Linked DNA regions of Mus musculus: region 2 is linked to region 1. Evidence: chromatin loops called from intact Hi-C (ENCODE). Cell type or tissue: left cerebral cortex. All regions are shown on one strand. Region 1 holds the start of Gm40925 (a long non-coding RNA gene). Region 2 has its middle 120 kb from the start of Phactr1.

Evidence for each region. Peaks named below come from ENCODE experiments on the same cell type or tissue, not always from the same donor. Only the 100,000 strongest peaks of a DNase experiment are listed, where the experiment ranks them.
Region 2: it touches region 1 in a loop (2.5-fold over the local background); 1 of 42 quality-filtered maps calls a loop at or near these places.

The regions. Positions count from the first base shown.
Region 1 is chr13:41,675,773-41,679,772 of GRCm38, reverse strand. It overlaps Gm40925 (a long non-coding RNA gene), which reads right to left and starts at 2,677. Exons shown (of 6, transcript XR_873295.1): 1 at 2,504-2,677; 2 at 2,192-2,227; 3 at 1,277-1,294; 4 at 796-860. In left cerebral cortex, no CTCF peak of the experiment used is centred here; a DNase peak (open chromatin) is centred at 2,379.
Region 2 is chr13:42,562,971-42,566,970 of GRCm38, reverse strand. It overlaps the pseudogene Gm47125. Among named protein-coding and RNA genes, the nearest start is that of Phactr1, 120 kb to the left of the region's middle. In left cerebral cortex, no CTCF peak of the experiment used is centred here; no DNase peak of the experiment used is centred here.

The DNA.
Region 1 (4,000 bases):
AAACGGAGGAAAGATGTTCCTATCATCTAAACCTCTTAATATACTAAATTTTGGTGCAGTAGCTCAGGGTAACTAACCATCAATCAACCTGCTGGGTAAAAATTAGGTGACTCTGGCTACCCCCCACCCCCCCACCCCAGGACCTAGTTCCATGTCTAGCCTATGGTATAATCAGCGTTTGAGAAGGTAGAGAATGACTCAGATGTATCGAGCTGTTAAAACTTCTTACGTGACCTCACTCTGATAGAGAGACTCACTAGATAGTCATGGATCTCGCTGGCTTCCAAGATACTGTAAGTGCACAGCACTCAAAAATGATTGATTAGATGATTACAAGTCCCCAAGAGGTAGGAAGGCAGGAGAAAGCACTTTGAATCGTTTGCTTCAGCTCCCAGAACAGCTGTATAAGCAGGTCAATGCTTAATGGTTATTTCTTCTTAGGAAAGTGATTATGACATTCGTTCATGGGCTGCTTCCACCAAGAACATGGTTGGTAGTTCCAGCTCCCTCCGAAACCCCAAGAGTTTTTCTTTTGTCTTCCTCACTCTGGCATTGATCCTATTTAGTTTCTCTCTTCTTACAGAGATCAATGGTACTTGTATCAGTCAGGAGTCTCCAGAGGAGAAGAGCTAATAGATTATATGTAATTATAAGAAGGGATTTATCAGATTGGCTCACAAGATCAGAGGATGGGTACTCCCATGATGGCTACCCCGAGAGGCAGGAGAATCAGTAACTATTTAGCACCTAAGACTAGAAGACCCAGAATAGGAGGGGTCAATTATCAATACTGACCCATTCCAAGGCTGGAAGCCTGGAAGTCTCCTGGAGAGTGGCTGGGGTGAGTCCTCCTGTAAAGGCTGAAGAAGTTGGAGTGTGATCTCCAGGTCTTTGACAGAGCAAAATGCAGTGTACCCACTCAAAAAGACCTGGACATGGCTGGTGCGTGGGTTTCCTTCTAGCTTTTGTTCCATGTTGGCCCCCAACTTATAGGCCCATGGCCTGTACGGTGCCCACACTTAGGGTACTCTTCCTCACTCAGTTTGCCAATCATCCTACCCTTTGTCTCTAGGTGCTCCTTAATGGACAAACCCGGAAGTGTGTTTTTCACCAATTGCCCAAGTGCTTCTCAATCCAGTCAAGTTGACAACCAACATCAGACATCACAGTACGTATTGCTCAACACATAATGAAGCCAAGACTGTGGTACCAGTTTTTGCAAAAAGAAAGAGCTGTATTGTTCATCCATTGATCCAAAGATAGGAGGCTTACTCACCTATGTCTCCAGATAAGCCTGTAGTAAAAAAAAAAAAAAAAAAAAAAAAAATTAAATATACAGGTAAGCTGAAGTCACCTGACCAGCTTCCACCCCGACATTATTTGGGTTCATTCTGAAGTTGCTTGCGGGGCTGCTCGCTTGGAATCTAAGTCTCAAAGCCCTGCTTGCCAGGATCTTTGGAGACATTTGGGTCCCCTGAGTTCTAAAGGTCATTTTAGATTAGTTCCCAGGATTCTCTGTTTGAGTCCTAAACAGCAGTGTGCCTACCATAGCGAACTTCAGTGACACAGAAGTTGCCATCTTATGGCTGATTTCAGTCCCCTTCTTCCACGGCTCAGACCCAAAGGCCTTGGGGTCACACTTATTTTTCCCATATGCTCGAGCCTCTATATCAGTACACCCCCTTTCCAGGTTCCTTCCCACACAATCCTCCTCCATTTCCATCTTTGGGTGTTCAGTACTCCACCAGGGTCATGGTCTTAAGGGACAGAGATCCTCCAGGCCTCTAACCTTCCTAACCCCATTGTTTGGTATAGTCTACCAACAGACTCTCCTCTGTGGAGTGTCAGGAAGCCTTTCCTGGGTCCCTGGGTCCAGAACAAATGAGGTTTATCTTTGCTGTTTTCTGCCTAAAAGTCATGGATGGAAAGTTTGCAGAAGGAGCAAGAGTGAAACGCATAAAAAAATCACATTAGGAATAACTCAGTACTCACCTGTGGACACTGCTGTTGGTTCTTCCAAAGTCAGAAACCCCAGTTGCAGTTTCTAGTATTAACTATGTAGTCAACCAGCCCTTTGTGCCTTCAAGTTCCACATCCTCAAAACCAATTAACCATAGATGAAACATTTATCCCCCAAAACATTGTACCTCTAGGCTCCATAGTGTAGCTTGGTGGTAAAGCCCTTACTTACCTAGATATGCAAGGCACTGAGCTTCATCTCCAGAACCTACAAAAAGAATTTACAATTATAATTGCACATGCACAGACACGTCATCTGTATCACAGTCACAACAATGACGTGCATAACACTCAAATAAGATGAAGAGGTATAAGAAGATATGATTTTAAATGCCATTTAGAGAGGATGTGTGTGCAGGCTCTATACAAATTCTGTGCCATTTTCTGTAAGAGACTTGAGTATCTGTACACTTGGTATCCACAGGGATCTTGGACACATCCCTTGCAGATACTAAGGAACATAGATACACATTATCTGATTCACCTTAGGTAGTTAGTTGGACGGGAGAAATCAGCTTCTAGAACATTCCAGAGTCTGTATGCAAACTGATCAAATGATCTTTTCTGCTGGTTTATTTTAGAAAGAATTGTTTTAAGACAGGCTGGAGTGGGAGGTACCATGTGCAAGCCAGAAGGATATGGGGAGAGAAAAGATTCAACGGCCAAGAACTATAATTCTAACCTTTGCCCTCCACGGTTCAATGGCTTGTGACTGGAAGAAGGAAAGTGACATCTGTGATTTAGTCCATATGAGACGCTCGACCCCACCCCACCCCCCAAGCTTCATGCTTCAGCAGGCTCAGTGTGGGGCTGAGGCCAGTAGAGCCGTGCAGGAAGCACTGGGGTTGGGGACATTGCTAGAAGAAGAAGCAATCCGTATGTTCGTCTCTGATGCTAATTACAACAAGCCTATCCCTCCTTCGGGCTGTTTTGTGGTAAATTTTCTGCTTATGTTAATTTTTACAACAAATTAATCTGTTTGGTTTGGTTAGTCATGGAAGGGTGATTTCCCGAACAACACTGGCACAAATAGAAACACCCTTTCTTACCCTGAGTTTTTCCGTGGACCGCCATACCCAGGCACAGCTCAAAGCCACCTCTGTAGCCAAGGGGCCTATGATGGCAGCGAGAGGGTGAATCCGTCTCTAGACCTAGAATTTCCATGCTTGAAGTGGAAAGGTAATGGAGAATGAACAGAGGACTCGAGGGAAGCCACAATCGACTCCTAGTTAATTGTTGCAAGGTTCAGGGAGAGGCAAGCTTGGCCTGACCCCCAGAACCCTAGAGTCCTAGACTTAGGGCCTTGCTCTGCCCCTGCCTCTGCTCTACCACAATGCTGATTGAATTCCCTGACCTAGGACAACCCTATCTTTGAATCCCAAGACCTAAGATATTGGGAAACCAGCAAAAGCTGTATCTTCAGGGTGGACTGGATCCCACAGAGATAGGGGCAGAACTCTTCAGATTGGAATCTGTTCAACTTCTTTGTCCAGTGTCTCTTGCAATGCCCAGATCTGTGGGTTTAAGGTATTTTATACATAGTTAGCTGTAAATGCTAACACGTGGTAGCATTTTTCTAATGACTCATTTTCACTAGTTATGCCACAAAATACATGTCAAAGGCAATTGGATCTTGATAAATTGACTATTTAGAGGAAAAACATTCATAGTTTGTAACACTTGCAATTTTTTTTTCTGGCACCAATAGTCCCATGACCATGTGGAACCTATGACCCTGATGCCACTAAGATTGGGAAAGACAGGGACACACACAATTGGCTTTCATGGCATTGGTTGCACACGCCACTGGTGAGGTACTAGCTGAACAATGTTAAGATCAGTTGAAGCCTGCCTGAATTTTTTGTTTTTGTTTTTGTTTTGTTTTGTTTTGTTTTGTTTTCTGTTCTTTTTTTTTCTCCATTTGTGGTCAAGGTACTGGTCATACCCAGAACATCATTTGAAGTTGAACTTTCACTGGAAT
Region 2 (4,000 bases), 890 kb before region 1:
AAACAAATGTGTCCTATTAAAAGAGGATGCAGGGAAAGACCACATAAACGTCTGAAAACATAAATGATTGAACAGAAACTTCCTAGGTGTCAATGCCAAGGGCAAGAGCAGAGGCAGAGGTCTCAAGACACTTGGTCCGATGAGCTCTGAACTTCTTGCCCCATGACTCACCCATTTTATTGTTTTTTTTTAACTGAGTTTTCTGGGCTTTTGCTGGTAATTTTAGGAGGTCATAGGGCTAATCACCACACCCGACCATGTTCCTCTACAAACCTACTACAAAGAGAGCTTTCATATGGGGTTTGAGGATAGTTTTGGTCCACAGCATCTCTGTGAATGAAATGCTGAACCTCAAGGCATAGATTTAGAAACCTGATAAAAATCCAGTCACTAAATACCGTCCTACAATGGAATCTAAAATTTTGACAGTATGTTTCAGGTTTATCATGAGAGAAAACTGAACAGGAAATCTTTCCCGACTGTCATCTATTCCACTGCCCTGGAGAAAACATCCTAACGATAATCTAACATTAAATTGATATTGGTGATTACCAGCTAGAGTCACTTACTGGGTTTCACTTGGTCCATTACATTTAAGGACACATATGCTGTCATGCTTGCCCTTTAAGATTTGAGGCCTTGGGGGACATTGCTTGAAAATCTCCAAAAGGGTGGTCCTTGTTTGCCTGGGTAGCAGTGGATGTACTGGGTAGCAGGAAAGAAAGCAAGATGCTCTACTAGTATCCTTGCCACAGCAGCATCCTCATGTTCAACATCACTCCGAGGATGGATCTCATTCAAAGAGAGGGTACACACAGGGTCTGGTCAATTAGGTCTAACCTAGAAGCTACAACGACTTGGTCTGTTTTAGAGCAGAGTGGGCCACTGGACTGGCTGGGCACGTGAACAGTCCCGCTGTCCCCCGTGGGACTCCAGCATCCTTGAGCTCTGGGGCACCACAGGTCTAGTCATTGTGCACTGTAGAGAAATCAAAGAATTCCAGAGCAAGGCCCTGGAATGCCTGGCTGCCTCCCAGGTCTCTTATGAAGAAATAAATCCCATTGTTGCCCCTACCCCCCTTTCCGTGCATGGAGTCAGAGTCGGCGGCGCGGAGTCGCTTACTGTACCAGCATTTCTCTCCCTCCGAGGAGGTGGCTCAGCCACTCCAGGAAGCACGACATCTAATAATATAAACTCAGAGTGCTCCCCACATTTATCTTCTCCACAGACCCGCCTGTCCTGTCAGGGGCCCGGTGCTTCGTGACTGTCCCCATGTTCCACAAGGCTGTGTGGTCACCCTTCCAGATGCTTTTTGAACCCATCCCAAGCTTGTGTCAGAAACGCGGGGTGATGGATTCCCTGGACCATCCTGAGCCACGGTTTAGAATATACCTCACATTTACGCCACATGGGCTGGGTAAACAACACAGCGTGTACTCGCCTTCATAAACAGGCTGCCTTGTTACAAAGGCCATCGCAAATGCAGTGTGATAGGACTTGACCTTAAAAGCTATAGACAATCTAGCTCAGCACAGACGGTTTCGCGGAGTACAATCACTTCCTGGAATTCTTGGGCCAGCGAAGTCGGAGCCGAGCAAATCCTGTTTTCCTTGCATTGTTTCCTGCATGTGAATATCATCAGTCTAGCAGGTCTGTAACCATGGCACTTGTAAATAACTGAGGGGTGACTTCTGATAAAGGCATGCCCTGGAAGAAGGTTTTTTTTTTTTTTTTCCTTTTTCTTTTTCTTAGACAAGCCCACATCAAACCCTACAACTGTCCTGTGTCAACAACGAAACTGACAAATTGCAGCTTCAAAACCACATACAGATACAGATATGATATCACACATAGACACACAGCCACACAGACAGATACACAGCCACACACACAGAGAGACAGAGAGACGTAGAGACGGAGAGACGGAGAGACGGAGGGACGGAGGGAGGGAGGGAGGGAGGGAGGGAGGGAGGGAGGGAGGGAGAGAGGGAGGGAGGGAGAGAGGGAGAGAGGGAGAGAGGGAGAGGGAGAGGGAGAGGGAGAGGGAGAGGGAGGAGAGCAAGCAACATGAATTCCTATAGAACTGAGGGTGAGGAACATTGTTTTCCAGTAACTGAAATGCAGAATTCCTCAATCCATCCAGAGCAGCAAATAGATCTACTCAACCGGAAAGGCCAGGAAACTGGACACAAGACTTTTCATTTTTGACCTCCCCTAAGCTGAGGTATCCTTAGTGTTCATCCTCGGAATATCCAACTTGAGAGTTTAAGTTTCAGGACAGGGCTGCCAAGGTGTCTCAGTCTATAAAGTACCTGCCACAAGCATTGGAGCTTCTACTGTAGATATGTATGTAAAGAGCCAGGTAGGTGCTTCTGTAATCTCAGCACTGGGGGTGGGGGGTTGGGTACAGGAGGCTAGAGGATCCCTGAAGATGGTTGGCTGGCTTCAGATTCAATGAGAGACCCTGTCTCAAAAATATTAGAGGCTGGGTGTTACCTTCCAAAGAGACTCACTACTCATCTTTGACCCAATACACACTCTGACACACTCTCAAGCATGTGAGTGAACACACACCACACACTTTCACATGTAAACACACACGTCTACATGTCCACCCACTTGCACACACGCAAACAACCTCTCTCTCTCTCACACACACACATACACACACACAAAATCTAAAAAGAAAAGATTTTAAAGCCAACTGTTAATCATCAGGGATTTGAACTGACTTTTGGAAAATTCTGCTCCAATCTTTGGAACATGTGTCAGGTTTGCACTTTTGCTCTGAGATGATATAAAGAATGAGATGGGTCACGATAGGTCACTATGAAAATTTCCACAAACAATCCAGAGCCACCATTTTCCAGATTTGCTCTAAATACCTCCACACAGAAAATTTACACCTGGCAAATCCTTCTTGGCTCTTCAGCTCTGTGTGCGACTGAGCTATCAGTTGCATTAATGCCCCAGGTTAAACATTTTTGGCAGACTTGAAACATGGTAGATATTGGGCAAAGAGTCAACTAAAGTGTTTTGAGCTGAGAAAGACGCCTTAGGGAGAGCAATAAAGAGAAAAAAAGAACTTGTAAAGACAGCCAACTGTGTGTGAGTTTGGTAAGATCCAGAAAACTTTGCAGCAGCTTAAAATCGTTTCTACTTCAAGTTTTAGTGAAAATCAGTAATATCTGTCCATTATTCACACTTGAGCGTCAAGGGTCAGTTCCTTGTCTTTGGTGGTGGAATGAAAACGTCTGTTGAGCTAGTTCATGATACATGATGGATGCTGAGTGACTTGGAACCACAGTGAACCAAATAAGAGTCCATTTGACTGTTCATCTTAAGAGTACAGCATCAGTATTTTCAGTGAGTGAGATCTGTTTTCAACCCTTCACTGTGTGACACACTACCTGCCTGCTTTTCAGGTGACCGATGGCTAGCATAGGTCATTTTCTTAAACATAGAACATTTCCGTAAAAGAGTCACAACTCAGAAAACTCTTGTGCTCAACAAGTCAACTTGGGCCTTTAAGTGATCATGGCTTCTGGATAATTTTATTTAGGGTCAAGGATGCAATGGTATGGATGTGGGATGTCAGGCATTAAGGTTCTGGGGAATGTAGAGGAACTGGGAGGAACTAGATAAATACAGAACTCCTGGGTGAAAGAGAAGGTGGGTCGGGAGTAGAAAAGAAATGGCAGGAATGTCTTAAAGTCACATGTTACATCATTTCAACTTGACTTCCCTTCTCCAGGCCTTTGCTCCTTGCTTGACTTGTAATATGGCCACAGCTGTGTTTTAACGTGTGTGTTGAGACTGTCTTACATTATGTGGCACAAGCTGGCCTTGAACTCAGTCTCCCACCTCTAGGATTATAGGTGTGCCACCAGGTCTGGCAATATTTGGTTTCTTTATGGGAGTCAAACAATCCCTAATCTATTTGGAACAGTAAAGTAAAACAGAAGTTCTACACATTTCAGTTAACAGAGAAGAAAAGGGG